3 separate regions of the Mus musculus genome follow, and all the other regions are linked to region 3. A link is a loop called in an ENCODE intact Hi-C map of the cell type or tissue named here. Cell type or tissue: left cerebral cortex. All regions are shown on one strand. Each heading gives the region's core, and the rest is flanking DNA. Links, peaks and the distances in the headings are about the cores only.

Region 1 (5,000 bases), core at 1-5,000, 140 kb before region 3:
CTGGTACCTCCCCCTTCCTCCACCCAGCCCTCCCACTTACTTTGGAAGGAGTGCCGTAAGGTGCACAGGGACAGGGTGGGGGTTGGTGGCATTCTACTAGCCTTTGAACACTGGCAAAAACAACCCATTGTCCTCACCCTAGGCACCAAGTAAAGAAAATATTGACCTTTTAGATGTCACTTCTGAAGACATCGTTGTACTTGGCAGCCATCAAGGAAGTGAAGACATTGGCTGCCGATCAATGCAGTCTCTCACAGAGAGCCTTCGGATCCGGCCTTTCCCCACCAAGGGCACAGGAGGTCTATACACAGAGAGGTGTTCCTGGCTTGTGCTCAACACCTGAGGCTTGCTGCCTCCTGGTCCAGAGATTCTGTTCTCAGCATCCCCAATCTATGAGCTACACTTCCCTGACTGTTATATGTTGTCCAGTATCCCTGACATTGCGGATGAACCCTCAACCTGTGCTGCTGGACTATCTGTCACTGGATGAGGGGAGGTCTGCCTCCTGGATTTGCTTTAGATTAGAGTGTTCTGGTCCTGGCAGTCAGGTGTGATGCTTCTGTTAGCACATCAGATAAAGCAGGTTCTGGCTTGCTCTCATTACTCATTCTAAGAACTACTGCTTGCTGCCCAGACCATGGTGATAATGATGCCCCCCTCCTAGTGTGCTAAACGAGACACTGGTAGAATTCTCAGCAGAAATTCTGGCCCTTGGGAACATCACACACTAGGAAATGAGGTAGAGAGATGTGGGTGACCGCCATGGCCTTTCTAGATGCACTCCCCAGATGTGTGGCTGCCAAGAGGTTGCTGAGATCAGACTTGTACATATTACACATTTACTGTGATACACAAGGCCCTCCCACCAGAGGAGCACAAGGGCTTGTCTTTTTCACAGGGGAAAGCTACTTCACAGCCATAAGGGGTCTCAACACTGCTTGCCTGGCTCCTCCTCTTACCAGTCACAGCCCTGCTAAGCCAACCGGTGTCCATGGCAACCAGACAAGTGTTTTGCAGGTCCAGTCATGATCACTAGGCTATTTTGCTCACTTCCTTTCTACTGGCTATTGAAAGCCTTTCTGAATCTTAGACTGGTGACCTGACTCAGCAGGTAAAGGTACCTGCCATGAAACCTGCTGACCTGAGTTTGATTCCCCAGAACCCACAGGGTGAAGGAGACAATAGATTCCCACATGGAAGCTTGGACATGCGCGCATGCATACACACAGACACTTTATCTATTAAGTTACTTTTTTAAAAAGTGGATAACCAATCAGTGGGGACTTCTAGGTCCCCTAAGTGTTTGGGAATTGAGTATAAGCTCTAACCTATTTCTCCAGTGAGCACATTATCACCCAGTGGTTCGTATGGATCATAGAAGCCATACTTCACCTCCCAGTTAAGAGCTCCTAATACAGACTGATTTTCAGTGCTGTTTTGGCAGAATGCAGGATTAATCACTGTCTCATTCAGATGATAATAGCCAGGTTGTTTCTGACTGACAAAAGACCATTTTTCTACTGAAGTGTTTTTCATTCAGGTAGCTAAACTTTATTGCGAAGGGATTAATTCCACTGTTTTCTGTCAGGGTTGGAATGAGTGTGGTCTCCCTCGGTGCCTGCCTGCCCTGTGCCTAAGCAATCCTCACTGTGACTGGTGGATTCCTGCTGTTGCAGGCTTAGGGGAGGCAGAGAATAGTTTCTCCGGGGAATACAGACAGGCAGTATAAATTAGAACAGCATGGATGGTGGTGGTGGTGGTGGGGGGAGAACGGCACAATCTTCATGAGGCTAGACACAACATGACTCTAGAAATAAGTTAAAATCAGACAGTCCAGAAATTTGGACCAGAGCAGTATGAAGAAATTAGGCACCTGGGAGATGGTTCTCAGGGCACTCTAAGCAGAAGCCAAAGATCGGTTGTCATGGCAACAGCCACCCAGCATGGAGGTGTTGGAGGAGTGAGATTGGCAGGACAGCAGGTCAGAACATAGACTAAAGTCTAATTTTGCAGCCAGAGACAGGGACAATGACAGGGGTGGTGGTGGGGTATCACCCAGATCTCACGAATTACCCATAGGTACTCAGTCAGGTTGGCTGGAACAGGGGTATCCAATAGTAGATGGGCTTTGGGGTGAGCATGGAGACAAATACTGTGGCTTTGTGTCCTGCCTGTTTCCATCAACAGCTCATCAGATAACGATGATGCAGGGGACCCTCTGAGACATCTGAGCAAGTGTGATTAAAGATCCTTCGTATGTCTTCCGATTATCAGGTTTTGAAGTTGAGGATTAAAATATACTTTTAATGCTAAATACTCTTGATCATCTATCTCCTCTTTAGTTCTAGTTTTAAAAACTCAGAAGGGTCCTCAGCACCAGCTGCAGTCCGGCAGTGACTCAGTCATTGTCCACCTTCTCTGAGGACAGAGGTCCGGGTCGCCCAGCATCTGAGAGTTGTCAGCGACAGAGGATGGTTTCTAGTGCCTTTCTTCAAAGAGGAATGGAAACTCACATTTGCAGACTGTGCCTTGCATGTATTGGGGATCAGGCTTTATAATGTTATCATTCGTTGCCTGTAATCACCTGGTATGTTTGGGGAGCAGCTTGAGGTTTTGAGAGGTCAAGTCATCTCCCAAGGTCACTTCAGCTAGCTACTGGCGCAGCACTGACGCCTGGAACATGTTCGGAGTCTCTTTAGAGCCACGTGGATGTCTGTCTCCAGGCTCAGTTTTGGAAGGTGCCAATTTGCAGAAGTGCCTGTAAGATTGCCTGTAAGATGGGAAAGAGCTCAGTTGGTCCTGATGGGGGTGGGGCACTCCCCGAAGGCTCCGCTGCAGAGGGACCGCTGTGCCTCTTCTGTAGTCGTTGCCTGTCAGCTCTTTATGTTGTTCTCACTAAAAGTAGGAGGGAAAGAAAAGGCAGTGTGTACAGCAGAGAAAACCCAGAAGGAGAGATGATGGAAACAAGCTTTGCTCTGCATGTGATGTCTGCATGGTTACTGTGGAATGGGAGGCAGCCTGGCAAAGGAGATGCTGAACCACCCTGGATGGATTAGACTCCCAGGGACTTACAGGGGATCTAGAGGAGTCCCCTGAAATGTTATATCAAGGATCATGATTCTGCCTCTTGACCTGGGAAGATGGCCCATGGCTTTCTACTAAAAGATGCCCACCCAAGCCTGCCAGGTAGTCTGAGACTAACTGAGAAGTTGAAATCCCTACATCTTATACTCTTCTTCCTCCTCCTCCTCCTCCTCCTCCTCCTTTTGAGACAGGAACTAGGATACGTAAGATCCTAGACCGATGACCTTGCACTCGTATCCTCTTAGGTGTTGGGAGTATAGGAGAATACTATATAGTGTATGCAGTGCTGGGGTATGGAAGCCAGGTCTTCATTTGTGCTAGGCAAGTACGTTGCCAACTGAGTTACAGCCCCAGCCTATGTGCATATTCTTTTAATTTTTACTGTAATGCCATGGTATAGAAACAGAAGCGTGTGAAATACAGCATTTCCAAGGGGATACTGGGAGATGATAGGTGTTTGTGATAGAGCGATATCTAGGGTAGAATTATAAAGCATAACAGTATGAAAGAAAACTCAAGGCTGCCTATTGCTTCATGTTATTCAGCTATGCAATTTTAATAGCTGTTTGGAGAATCATAAACTTGTTGGGGGGAGGTGCAGGGATCTGATGTCCAATAGAAAGGAATCTATTTGTGAAGACTGTACTTAGTCTTTGTGTTGGGCAGATCGATGTTGTTTCCTGAAAGAGACCATTTAACAGCCATCATCCCTCATCCCCCTTGAGAAATCTGGGGAAACTGTCAACCTGAGATGCAGATGCCTGAGTGTCTGTCACACTGAAGAGCCTGCTTCTAGAGACTCTGCATCCGCCAGGGCACAGCAGGTGCTTGTGAACCCAGAGCGGCAAAGATCTCAACAGCACATCCTACTCTCTGCCCACCTAGTCTGGCTTACATCCCTTTTTGAAGCAAAAACTGAATGTGATTTGCCCAGTGGGTAATGTGTTGGACTATCTTCAACAACCTTAGCTGCTCTGTCTAGCTGCTTCTCCAGCTTTAGCCTTTCTCGGTGGTATCTGAGACCAGCTCTGTTCCATCAGGCCCTGTGGCTCTTTGTGTGGAGGTGTATGTGGCAACCACAACAGTTTCTTCTGCCCTACAGATGCTCCTCAACTCTGAACAGGGTGACAGAGCTGGCCAGAAATTGAAACAATTCTAACACGAAGAGGAAATTAATAATATACCTGACCTTCCAGGCATCCCAGCTTAGTCCAGCCTGCCCTGGATATTCAGAGCAGTTAGCCTACAGCACGGAGAAATCCTTGACACAGAGACTGTTTTATAAGAATGTGTCCAATGTCTCAAGCAATTAACTGACAACTATTTTGAAAGTGAAATGCAGAGTGGATGCTGTCTATGCTCACCCTGGGAAATTTGGAAGTTGGAGACTCCTGCGTCTGTTCAGAATCAGGCAGGTGCAGACCAGACATCTTGGGAAGCAGGCCTACCTCCATTTCCCAGGCATGTGCCTCACAGATAGATCCTCAGGGAGTGACACTGCAGAGTGTCACGTTGCAAAGCCAAGTTACCTTTCCCTTTTTGTAGGGACACCAAAGGCAGAGAGCTGGTTTCTTTGGTTTTATTCCATAGCTCATTAAAGATGCCTTTGTTCACCAAAATCCAGGCCACTAGGACTTGGTGGAAACCAAAAAGAAACCACAAGCCAGAAAGGATTGGTGGTATGTGCAGGAGGAGAGACTTTCAGTGGTGTGTATGTGTGTGTGTGTATATCTGTGTGTGTCTGTTTGTGTGTCTGTATGTCTGTGTGTTTGTCTGTGTGTGTGTGTGTCTCTCTCTGTCTGATTGTATCCATGTGTGTCTGTGTGTATCTCTGTGTGTGTCTGTGTGTCTCTCTCTGTCTGATTGTATCCATGTGTGTCTGTGTGTATATGTGTGTGTCTGTGTGTATGTCTGTA
Region 2 (5,000 bases), core at 1-5,000, 160 kb before region 3:
CCTTCTTCCCCATAAATGAGAATGCTGGGAAAGGTTTTGTTGTTCTAATTTTAACATTTTAGGGACCTCTGCGTCTATGAGAGACTGGAGAGAAAGACATCTTTTTTAGGAAGTGGTAGGAATTCTTATGTTGTCTCCTTGGTTTGTTGTTGTTTGAGAAAGATTATGTCACCAAGGCTAGCCACAAAGTCATTATGTAGCCCAGGCTGGCAAGCTGGACATTTGTAATCCTTTTGCCTCAGCCTTCTGAGAGCCCATATTATAGGTGTGTGTCACTTCTACCGCTTATGCTCACCCTCTTGATTATAAAATTGCCATATTGTTTGGATGGCGGGAAGCATTCCAAGTTGTATCTCAGATACCAGGACCAAGGGTGTAATGGACAATGATCAGCTACCACTTCGGTCCCTTCCGAAGACTGGAGAGTCACACTGTCTATTTACTTTATGATCCACTATGTTGCACTTATAAAAAATATTCCTGCTGTTCCTAGATGATCTATATTCTATTTATTTATTTTTGTGTGTGCGTGGAAATCAGGATATCTTGCAGAAGTCAGTCCTCACCTTCCACGTTTCATGGGTCCTGGGGATTAAAACTCAGGCTGTCAGGGTTGGCAGCAATCACCTTTGCTGCTGAGCCATCTCAGTCCTGGGTCATTTTTGTAACCCCTTTATAAACTTAATTTTACACCTACTCTTGTGTGCTTCAATAGTCAGCCCATCTTCTTGCACTAAATTCCATAGGCTTATATTACTCTCTCTCCCTCCTCTCCTCTCCTCTCCTCTCCTCTCCTCTCCTCTCCTCTCCTCTCCTCTCCTCTCCTCTCCTCTCCTCTCCTCTCCTCTCCTCTCCTCTCCTTCCTTCCTTCCTTCCTTCCTTCCCCCTTTCTTTCTCTCTCTCTCTGCCCCCTCTTTCTTTTTAGTGTAACTTCCTTTTGTGATTAAAATTTTAAATAGTATATAATTACATTGCTTCCTTTCTTCTCCTCTTCCCAACCCCTCCCATCCCTGCCCCAAATCCCTCTCAAACTGATGGCCTCCTTTTGAGTTTTATCGAAAGACACACATACACATATGCATAAATATATAAGTATAGCCTGCTGGGTTTGTTCAGCATGGTTTGTGTGTATATGGTTTTAGGGCCGACCACAGTGTATTAGCTAGCCAATTAGGGTGCTCATTCCCTGGGAGGCTAATCCCCCCCCCCCCCCCCCCCGTTAGTCGTCAATCGATGCCTGTAGTTAGTTCTCTGTCTAGACATGGTAGACATGGGTCTCCTGAGCTATCCCCCTTCCTCAGCACTGTGCCTGTTGACATCACCATTGCTCGGGTCTTGTATAGGCAGCTACATTGTGGAATTATCTTGGATGAGTATTCCTGTCATTTCTAAGAGAGAGGATCTCACAGCAGACTCCCTGGTCCTCTGGCTCTTAGCAACCTTTCCACCCCTTAAAAGATTACTTTTTAAGGAAGGTAAATTAGAAAGCTTGGTGCAGCAGAAAGTGTGGGCTGCCTGCATTTCCAAGTTAGCAATGAAGAGGCAAGTGTCCTCCAGTGCCCAGGCTGTGGACAGCACAATGTGGCCAGAAGACAAAAGCCTGCTCTTCAGGGACCACCTAAGGAAGTATCAAGACAGGATGCAGCCTTTGTTCCTGGCTGGGTTCCTAGCTGTCAGCCTTGGCGGATTCTTGTTGCCCACTTGTGAGCCTTAATAAAACTTGCCATCGCCAAGCCTGCTTTGCAGGTTAGAAGAAATGTCACGACACTGGAGCTATTGTGCTGAATGAAGGCCTCTGGAGCCCAGGGGCGTCCAGAGAGGCTCAGAAAGCCATCCTTTGTGGGGTTAATGCCTGTTCCCAGAGGGTTCTAAGCCTATAGACAGTTAGCCTGCCCAAGGCTCAGATCTCAGCGAGGCCATTTCCCGTAGTAGGATTGGGATACCTCAGGTCACCCAGCAGATGAAAAGAGAAACAATAATGCAAACTCCAGCACCGAAAATAAGCAGCCTGGCTGTGGGAGGCTTGGGCAGAAGAGGGGGCAGCCGGGCCTCAGCTCCCTTTTGTACTCTACATGGCTGCAGCCATGGTCATGGCTAAATAGCTGTCTTTGAGGGAAGTGCTTTCTTCCAGCAGGAAAACAGGCGAGTCTGCTCTGAATTAGCCAGCTCACAAAGTCATGAAAGGGACTCACAGAGACAATGGCACGCTGTACATTCCGTGAGATTCTAACAAGTTATATGAACCAGATAATGGCCCAATTGGCTGGCTCTGCAGGTTTTTTGCCTGAGTGTGCACATCCGCAGAGAGCCCGCGCTGTCCCCTGTGGGACCAGATCAAACGGGTGCCAGCCGAGAATGCAGGCTAACTCTGGGCCCATGTTCAGTTTCGCCCACTCTGCCCACAATGTGCCCTGTCGCTATTCTTAGGAAGTTTCGTGTTACTACAGTGTAGAACACTGCAGCCACTGGGTAGGAAGACAGACAGACAGACGAATAGGGTAGAAAACAGTCCCTCACCCAGCAGATTCTTATCCTTTGAGCTTACAGAAATATGGATACTTAAAAAAAAAACATATCACAAAACATATTTCATACGAAAGTCTCTGTGTATACGCTTATATATGACATTATTTAATATCATTCACCACTGATGAATTAGAAACAGCCCGAATGTCTGCTTCAGCCATGAACAAACCATGGAGATCCACACGGTGGCATACCGTTCAGCTACAGAAAGAAGCAGACGCGCAAAACCACTGGTGTACCACGCAACATTTTTTTTTTTTAAATCTTTCAAAGTCTACCAGCTCTAATCACATCTCTGGTGACAGAAATGAGTCCATGGTTGAAAGGGGTAAGCGAGGGTACCTCTACAAGGGAACTTTGAGAGTATGACAGGGGAATGTCTTTGATTGTAGAAATAATTACCCAACTGATCATTTGTCAAAGCTCACAGGATTGTACTGAAAAGGGAGACATGTACTGAATGCAAATTAGCCTGGCCTTTAAATGGAAACGAAAATCTCCTCTTTTGGCCTTTGGGGACTGCCACCTCAATAGGGCAAGTTTCCGGTTTGAGATGGGCTGCTCCGTGAGGACAGACCTCCCAGCAGATGGAGACAGTGCTCTTAGAGACTCCGTGGAGGTTCACTCATGCCTCAGATGTTTTCCAAGTCTCTCCTGTGCACTCACCGTGTGGGGGGGTGGGAGGTGAGGGGAAGCTGACATGGAGTGTTTACCTCAGGGAGTGGCAGTGGCCACGGGGAGGCCAGGTGTCGCCAGAGGCCATTTGGAGGGAGAATTAGAAGCCGTTTTATTCAAGCAGGCCAGCAGATCCTGGCAGGACTTGAATGGAGCAGGTGACGGAAGGGAAGCTGGGGGCAGTTCAAGTTCACATGAGGGCCTGGGATCTTGCCAGAAGCTGGTCAGCTTGTGAGAAGGAAGGAGAGTCCCAAGTAGAAACCTTGTTACCACCATTGTAAATCAACCACCCAGCGAGCGTTTGAAGCTATGTTTAGAGCAAGGGTTAGGAAACTCCCACTCAAAGCCAAGTCTGGCTCACCCCCTCCTCTGACAGCCCCCCCCAAGTTTTCATTGGCTAAAAGTGGCCTTTTTAGTTTAAAGGGTTTCTTTCCCTTAATCAAAAAAGTAGCAAAATTATACAGAATTCATATTTTGGTGTATTAACGTTTTATTGGGATCCATAGACCTGTACTATGTATTGCCTGTGGCTGCTTTTGTGTTCTCCTGGTGCGGCAGCATAGCCTAGCGGAACCCTTCACAGGGAGGCTTGCTGAGCCCTACCTTAGCCTGGGGATTCCACTCTCCCTGCCTGCCTCTCTGATGATGTGTTGCGGGCTTCCAAGAGAAAATTCTGTCAGCTCATGCTGACATCACCATTGTGCAACGTCGCCTCACCTGGATCACCCATATCTTGCCTCATGACCAAGCTGTGAGTCCCTGTGCCAGGCCTGCAATCTCACAGATGCAATGCGTTGCCACATCAGCAGCATCCTGCAGGGCAGACAGGCTGGCTTCGAGCAGCATAGCTTTGCTGATCCGGCCGGCTCTGTCTGGATAAAGAGATGTGCGTGGACATCCTGATGTTTGAGGCCTGACTGCTCTGACTGGATCTTATGTAGATGATTTCACAGGTCAGACGCTCCTCTGTCAGGGCAGCCCGAGGGTCTGGTCTAACCAGTGAATGCAATAAAGCAAAGATGGATTCCTTGGGAGTTTACAGTTGTCGCAAGCTTCGGCCGTGAAGCTGAAGTGCAGGTAGCCCTCTCTGGCGTACGGTGGCTTTTCTGAAACTACCTAGATCAGTGGTTCTCAACCTTCCTAATGCTGTGACCCTTTAATGCAGTTTCTCATGTGGTGACTCTTCCCCCACCCCACCCCCAACCATAAAATTATTTTCTTTGCTACTTCATAAATGTTATTTTGCTACTGTTATGAATTATAATGTGAATATCTGATATGCAAGATATCTGATCTGTGACCCCTGTGAAAAGGTCACAGGCGTTTCAACCCACAGGTTGAGGACCACTGACCTAGACTCCATAAGGTGGAGAAGTCACTAGGAAACTGACAGACAAGCAAGAATCAGGCCTGTGGCTTCTTTTAGATTCTGCTCCATGGTTGGGCCTAAACCCCCCCTGGGGTCAGTCTGCTTCTAACCTCTTGTCATCCTGTCCTCTTCCTTACTCTTTAAATTCCACCATCGTCCCTCCTGCTGTCCCCAGGCCTGAACCGTCCTCTTGTCCTCTTTAAACTCCACCATCCTGTCCCTCCTGCTGTCCCCAGGCCTGTACCTTTCCCCTGTCCTATACGGTTTTGAGATAGAACCGTTGAGTGGCTTGAAGCTGTTACAATAATTTCAATTTGGGTTAAACTGTGTTCACTGATAAAACTACATTGAAAATGTAACGTCTAGTACCCTGGGCATGTGACCTTATTTATACATAAGGTTTTATAGGCATAATCAAGTCAGGAGAAGA
Region 3 (7,643 bases), core at 1,101-6,100:
CTAAAGAAACCAACACTTCAAATATTTTTGCATGAGTGATGAAACACATGTAATTATCTTCCACAACCTAAGGACATGGTCTGAGTCAAGAGGACTGGTTGTTATTTCAGAGGACCAATGTCCAATGCCCAGCACCACATTGCAGCTCACAACCATTTGTCACTCCTTTAACTCCAGTTTCAGAAAACCCAGTGCCCACTTCTGGACATATACATGCAAGGAAAACATTCACATACATAAAATAAAAATAGAAATTTTAAATAAATAGATAAAATATAAAGGAATGTCTCTTACTTTCACCAAAGAATTGGGGAAAAAGTCATCCCTTCTACTAAAGCAAATTATGATTTCCTTCTGTGTTTTTTTAAAGATTTATTTATTTATTTTATGTATATGAGTACACTGTAGCTGTCTTCAGACACACCAGAAGAGGACATGAGATCCCATTATAGATGGTTGTGAGCCACCATATGGTTGCTGGGAATTGAACTCAGGACCTCTGGAAGAGCACTCAGTGCTCTTGACGGCTGAGCCACCTCTCCAGCCCCCTTCTGTGGTTTTTTTTAATGGTTCAAAAACTAGGTTGATTTTATGCTAATGACTAGCTACATGTGTACAGACACATAGATACCATGTTCCTGAATCAAGCAGTCAGCCAGACCAGCCTCTGTGCTTGGTCCCTATCTCCGACTCACTGCTTTCAAGCTCCTTACACTTAATGCAAGTCAAATCTAACCACTATGATCAGGCTGGCCCAGAAGCATTTATTCAAAGGTCCCATCAGTGCCAGGCTCTATGTCAAGAAGCATGTTGGTAACTTGCTTATGAAACAGTAATGAAGCTGACAATGAAAGAATGATGAGTAAGACATGATCGCTGCCCTCTAGGAACCTGAGAATTCCCACATGCACAACCCTTCCAGTTCTAAAACCTAGCTGAAGTGCTGCGACCTATCTAAAGCTTTCCCTACAATGAACAGAAGAAAAAGCAACCCTTTTAAAAATAGTTTTAACCTTCAGTTGTCACTTTCTATTCATTTTAGTGTTAGTTCTAAAGTCTTAAGTCACAGATGGAGAGAGAGTTCAGTGGTTAAGATTATGGGCTGCTCTTCCAGAGGACCCAGGTTCAATTCCCAGTACCCACGTAGTGGTTAATAATCATCTATAACTCCAGTTCTAAGGAATCCCTCTTCTGGCCTCCAAGAAAACCAGGCACACATCCTGGTGTATAGACATATTACAAACTATATACAGAAAAGAAAAAAGCAATAGTCTTCATCACATGAGCTACTAGAGATTCATATTTCTGTACAACTGACTCTTTTGCTATATATATCTGCAAAGCCTAGGTTACTGTAACCATATGAACACAAAAGTAAGATCTGTGGGATAGCCCAACATCAGTCTTTCCACACCTTTTAGTATGCTAGTTACTACACACGGCTTCAACTGAAATACAGGCAGCTCTCAGTTTTACTTACTGAGGTAGGGTCTCTCGGGGCTGGCCAACTCGGCCTAGTCTAGCCAGCTATCTTCCTCAGGAAACTTGTGACCGCCTCCTGAGAACTAGGATGTCAAACAGCTGCCATACCCTTGCATGGGTTTTTCAGGATCAGGGCTCCAGTTCTCACACTTGAACAAGCAAGTTGCTTTATCCACTAAGCAATGTTCCCTGACACAGGTAGCAATATTTTAATAGGCCATATAAATGAGATGCATCTGACCTATTTCTGTCATTCATACATATATATGTATATATACACACACATATATACATACATGCTTATCAGTACAAATATTTTTTCTGTTGAACTTTAATTGACCTCTCAGAAAACTAAAATGATACCTCCTGACAAGTAAAACTTACTGACTAAATAAAGGAGTCCTCTGACTCCCTTAGCTATAAAAGGGAGCTGTTAATTACAAAATCTGTACTTGGGGGCTAGAGAGTCAGCTCAACAGTTAAAGAGCACTCACTGCTCTTACAGAGGATCCATGTTCAGTTCCCAGCACCCATAAAGCCAGCTCACTACCATCTGGGAACCCAGTTAGAGGATCTAGCACCTTCCAAGGGCACCCAGCACACACAGGGTGAATACACATACATGCAGGCAAAACACTCATTTACATAAAAATGAAAAACTTTTTAAAATCTATACTTTGTGAAATTACTGATTCATGTTTAGCCATGATCCTCTATATTCTCTATGATAATGAAGTCAACATAATAATCAATGGACAAGATATCATGCATTCTGGAAAAAAAAATACAAACTGTTGACTCTAGTCACTACCTCACTTAAATGCTCATTTAAAACTAGAAGTCCCTTAAAGCACAGCTCAGATACATTAGCAGTTAATCCATAAAGCCTTAAAGCTATACAACAAAAGCCTGACCTAATCCATTTAGCAAATTACTGGTAATTCTGAAACCCAGGGCCACAAATATAGAAGTTCTATGGAATACCTTTATTTCCAAATTTTAACACAAGTCTTTATAAGAAGCATTAAAACAAGTAAGCTCTGGTAGTGTACACCTGTATCCCCAGGAATTCAAGACCGGCCTGGGCTGTACTGTGAAACCCTGCCAAAGAATAAAGATTAAAATGGCCAAGGGGGTGGGAGGGCAGGGCTGAAATGATAGTTCAATAGTGCAGTTGATCAAGTGGCAAATATGAATCCACAATGGAGTGAGTAAATTCCCAGGAATAACCCGACCACTGAGGAGCCAGCAATGAGTAGGCTCGAGGCTCACCTAATCAGCAAGCTCAAAATGAAGGAGAGATCGGGTTACAAAAAAACCAAGGTGGATGACCCCTCACAACACCCAAGTCTGACCTCTGTCCCACACATGCAAGCATACACATAAAAGATAAAACAGCAAAAACCATCAGTTACAGCAAATTACTTAGGTTTGAGCACGTAATTATATATCACCAGTGTTTTGTGTAACAATGAATTTTCAATCATTAAACCCTTAGGATAGTAATGTGACCCTTAAGATAAAATAAAATGTGACAACTGTTTTCTAAATTTATATTTTGATGTGATTTTTCCAGACATCAAATTCCCAATAACAGACAGTATAGGTGCTTGTATTATATTGCAACCTAGGGGAAAACACAATCCTCGCTCAAAGCTGTAAAACAAAGACTAGAGGCACGGCTCAACAGCTAAGAACCTGTACTGCTTTTGCAGAGAACCTAAGTTCAAATCCCACCACCCACATCGACAACAACTCACAAGCACCTGTAACTCCAGCTTCAGAATCATGTCCTCTTCTGGCCTCCTTAGGCACCGATGCACATGCATGCACATGCATGCAGATTAATCCAATGGCTAAGAGCATTTGCTGCTTTTGCAAAGCACCTGAGTTTGGTTCCCAGCATTTGTGATGAGCCTCATAAGTGTCTGAGCTACAGCTCCAGGAGATCTGATGCCCTCTTCTGGCTTCTTTGCCAGATATACCCACAGTCAGTCACAAATAAATACATGAATTTAAAATTAAAAATAAGGGGCTAGAGATACGGCTTGCTGTCTAGTATGTGCGAGGTCCTGGGTTCAATCGCCAGGCACCAAAGAGATAAAAAATGTTGTAAATAGAAAATAAAACTATACCCATCTCCATTCACTGATGACACTGTAACCATCACAGAATGTACGTTTAAAAGGGAAAACCCTTAGTCCCAGCAACTGGAGAGAGTCAGGTGGATCTCTGAGTTTAAGGACAGCCTGGTCTATATTACGAGTTCCAGGCCAGCCATGTTTATAGTGAGACTGTCTCAAACAAACATAAAAGTAAATGGGAAAGGACCAATAATGCCTGAAATTCTAACTGATGTTACATGATTCGTTTACAAATGACGCTCACCATTATCAGAACAATCAAGTGGAGAGGCTCCTGAGGTATTTTGTCTTGATGGTTATGTTTGCAGACTGGGCAAACACTTCTGCAGAGTGCTACAGGACAGATTCCTGGGGCAGGGTTAAGTGGGTGACTAGATGAGCTTTTAAGTGTCACTTCTAAAATTCCCAATCTACAGCACGTGGAAAAGGAGAAAACATTCGGCCTCGCGACTAAACGATCTGTTTCGAATCCCAGTGAGCGTACATACTCGAAACTTGTCCCTCCTCTCCCGCTACAGAGATTCCCGGAGATTTTCGCAAACAAAGGCACGGAAAATATGCACAGGTGGGATAAAAAGGGGAGTGGCAGAGGCCAGGCGGCGCTCGCTCGAGACAGCGCCCCCACGCCGCCAATTTTCCCGGCCGCACCTGAGAAATCACTGCCATGCACACCTCCACCCTCAGGTGACGGCGTCCGGAGCGAATTCCTCGACCTATAACCCTCCGCCTGCACCTTGGTCGGACATTGGGTATTGTCTGCAGCCTCCAGCGCCCAGGAAAGGCACGGAAGAAAGAGAGAGAGAGAGAAAAAAGAGAGAGACAGACACACACACACATACACACACGAGAGAGAGAGAGAGAGAAAGAGAGAGAGAGAGAGAGAGAGAGAGAGAGAGAGAGAGGAGAGAGAATAAAGAACGAGAGGGAAATCAAGCGATCGGCAAGCCGCGCGCTCCTTTCGCCAAAATGAGCGTCCCTTCCTCGATCCCACTACCTAATTCGGGTCACAAAAGCAGACCCGCCAGCCCAGAGAGGCTGCAACCGGAGCTGGCCGGCGCGGAGTCGCGGGCGCCCTAGGTCCCGAGCAAGGAGGCAGCAAGAGAGGGAAATGGGCGTGTGGGTTGGGCCTGGCTGGCCCCAGGCCGGGCTGGGAACAAAGCCGCCCGGCTCCCCCTACCTGGAGCTGGGGCGTCGCCCAGGCGCGCGGCGCGGGGATCCGAGCGGCGCCCCTTCGGGACAATGGCTCCCTCCCCCGCCGTCGGGCGCGCGGTACAAAGGCGCGGCGCCCGGCCGGGCACCCGTCCGCAAAGTCAGGCAGAGGCTGGAGAGGGGACGGCAGCGGCCGTCCAGGGCTGCGGCCCGGGCCCCTCGGAGGGAGCCCCAGGCAGCCGCCCCGTCGCCTCCCCGCCCGCAGCCGAGCGGGCTCTCGCGGCACAAAGAGGCGCCGGAGTCCGCGGCGCGCCAAGCCCGGGGCTCCCGCCGACGGCGCGAGCCGCTCTGCTCCCCACACTCACCCACAGCTCGGTGCCCCAGCTCATGGCGGAACCTGAGGCGACTGGCGCCGGCCGGCTGCTCCCGCTGTCCTCTCTCGTCCCGACTTTCCCCTCCTCAGCGTCTGCCTCGAAAGCTGCCGCCACCACCACCGGGTTCCCCAGTGAGTGAGAGAGACACGACTGAAGCGAGCCGCCGCCGCGTCCCCGCCTCCCGGCAGCGGGGAGGGAGGGAGGGAAGGAGGGAGGGAGGGGGCCGGGGCCGAGGGGAGGCGGGACGGCGGGGAGGGGGCGGGCCGCGGTGCACCCTGGGATCGGGGCGGGCCCGCACTCGCGCGCGCGGGGGCCGGCGGGGGTCTCCTCCGAACAGCTCGCCCGGGGCGGGGATCCTCGGACCCTCGGCGGCGTCCGCTCCGGCCTCCGGGCTCAGCAAAAGCCGCACTCAGACTCCCGCTCCAAGATGGAGAGCCAGGGAGGACGCCCACGGTCCCTGCCTTGCTCGGAGACCCCCCCCCTCAAAGGAGGCGACCCCACACGTCAGCGTTCTTTGCGGAGCCCTGACAAAGAAACCACGTCCAGACGTTGGAGCAGAGGGGTGTGTGCGTGTGTTTAGTTAAAAAAAATCTGCCTTCGTAAGGTAACTTCTCCGTCCAGGCTTGGCGCTTCAGCCTGGGATCCCCGGGAACCACAGACCTGTAGAGGTCAAACGTCCAATGTGAATGCAACGTGTCACACGACGTGTCTGGTTTTTGTTTTTGTTTTTAATAAAGCATTTTGATTTTATTGTAAGTTCTTTCGGGAAACCTTTTTTTCTTTTTTTTAAGAGGCAAGCGATCCCGTAATCTTTTGGGGACGTTGCCATGGTAAAAGATAAGACTTGGTGGAAAGCGAACCCGACTGACACCTGCAGGAGGTGAGACGCTGCTGAGCTTGCCTGAATTCTAGGCTCGTGGCTACCTCCAGGGACCGGTCTCTCCCTCCTCACAGCCCTTCAACAACCTGTTCAGAGCCTGAGGCGTCTCTTGCCTCCGATAGGAATCTTGGCTGCAGACGACCTCTTGCTTTTAGCTGTGCTGAGTTATTTCCCAGCCTGCCTCCACTGGCAGTCAGCAAGTTTGGCTGGTGCTACTAGATACCGCGTACAGTCTGCTCACTAACTCCCCAGCATATGCTTTAGTATTAATTGCTTGTCGCTTAAAACACACACATTTTCACTCTAGAACCAGTAGAGTACTCTTCAGTGAGTCATGACAACTGAATGCTTCAAGGTCCCCCCACCAACGGACGTCTTATCAGCCTTGAAACTCCTCCCTACGGGACCGGGACCGGGACCAACACAGGTGTTCCAGCTTCTTCCGCCCCAGCCTTCCTGTTTACCTAGTTCTGCTCCCCATTGAAGTCCAGGCAAATAGCCAGAGCTCTCCAGGCAGTCTAACCACCACTCACCAAATTCTTTGCTATCCTTTTCTGAGGTAGGCTGAGCAAATGAATACTCTCTTCTAATTAGGTTAAGGCCGGTCTTTTTTTTTTTTTTTTTTTTTTTTAATGTTCTTTGAAAGTCGCTGAAGCCAAGTGTGATGACGCACACCTGTAATTTTAGTGCTCCGGAGGGGAGAGGCGTAACTACAGGAGTCAGAGGCTAGCCTGGGTTACAGAGTGTGCAGTGGTTGGAGGGTGGGGGTGGGGTGTTGGTAAGAGAGAATATCTTCCTAAGAAATAACTTCTTTCCACCATTTTTCTGGATTTCTCTATTTCAAAAAGGCCTGTCTCTGTCAAAGTATGTCTTCTAACAGTCACCTCTCCGGTCTCACTCTCACTCTCTAGATAGTATGAAGTTACTGTAGCAATGTCTCCTTTAGAGCTATTCCAGTTCTAAGATGTAACTTACCTACGCTCTGCCGTGGAAGCTAAGAAAGACCTAAGGACCATAATTCAAACCAAAATTACACCTCTAAGAGGCAGAGAGCAGGTGAATCTCTGAGTTCAAGACAACCTGGTCTACATGTGGAGTTCCAGGATAGCCAGGGCTACATAGACCGTGTCTCAAAAAAAAAAGTAAAATAAGCTATTAGTCATATTAACACTATACTATCAACATAATTCCCCAATAAAGCATAAAGTTTTGTCTTCAAGCTGAGCCATTTTCCTTTCCCTAAAACTTCTGAATAGGACTTCACAATTTAAACAACTCACTGCCTTAAAAGTAAAAGCAGATTTTGAGCTGAGGTTATGGGTAAAGCACTTGCCCAGCGTGGATGAGACCTTGCTTAGAGTTCAATTTTCAGGTCTGGAAAAAACAACGACAAAAAACACAGAACCCTAGATTTGAATTAACTAAAACCCAAGCAGCTGGCTACACCTGTGCTACACAGTGTAATTTTTAAAAATTACATCATCAGTTTTAACTACTGTAGCCTGGTCTGCCATGTTCAACATCTTGGGCACCACAAAAATAAAATCAAGTTCTTACAATACAGGAATAAAAGTGTCTATTGTTATATTTTGTTTTAAAAACTAATATTAATCA

Evidence for each region. A loop is a pair of places that touch in the nucleus more often than their neighbours do. Peaks named below come from ENCODE experiments on the same cell type or tissue, not always from the same donor. Only the 100,000 strongest peaks of a DNase experiment are listed, where the experiment ranks them.
Region 1: it touches region 3 in a loop (4-fold over the local background); 9 of 42 quality-filtered maps call a loop at or near these places.
Region 2: a loop joins it to region 3, with 4 times the contacts of the local background. A loop is called at or near these places in 8 of 42 quality-filtered maps.

Annotation. Positions count from the first base shown.
Region 1 is chr3:122,474,935-122,479,934 of GRCm38, forward strand. All of the region lies in intron 3 of Bcar3 (breast cancer anti-estrogen resistance 3), which reads left to right. It overlaps Gm34349 (a long non-coding RNA gene), which reads right to left. Exons shown (of 2, transcript XR_376033.3): 2 at 1,527-2,895. Among named protein-coding and RNA genes, the nearest start is that of Gm34349, 2.8 kb to the right of the region's middle. In left cerebral cortex, for the core only: no CTCF peak of the experiment used is centred there; DNase peaks (open chromatin) are centred at 610, 1,030, 1,839, 2,828 and 3 more places; H3K27ac peaks cover 4,481 bases.
Region 2 is chr3:122,459,394-122,464,393 of GRCm38, forward strand. The region is part of intron 3 of Bcar3 (breast cancer anti-estrogen resistance 3); the gene reads left to right. Among named protein-coding and RNA genes, the nearest start is that of Gm34349, 18 kb to the right of the region's middle. In left cerebral cortex, for the core only: CTCF peaks have their summits at 2,714 and 2,936; DNase peaks (open chromatin) are centred at 1,664, 2,333, 2,751, 3,048 and 3 more places; H3K4me3 peaks cover 258 bases; H3K27ac peaks cover 1,389 bases.
Region 3 is chr3:122,614,390-122,622,032 of GRCm38, forward strand. Fnbp1l (formin binding protein 1-like) reads right to left here and starts at 5,325. Exons shown (of 14, transcript NM_153118.3): 1 at 5,141-5,325. The coding sequence starts at 5,164. In left cerebral cortex, for the core only: CTCF peaks have their summits at 3,458 (motif pointing left), 4,250 and 6,065; DNase peaks (open chromatin) are centred at 3,429, 4,180, 4,786, 5,270 and 2 more places; H3K4me3 peaks cover 3,328 bases; H3K27ac peaks cover 2,083 bases.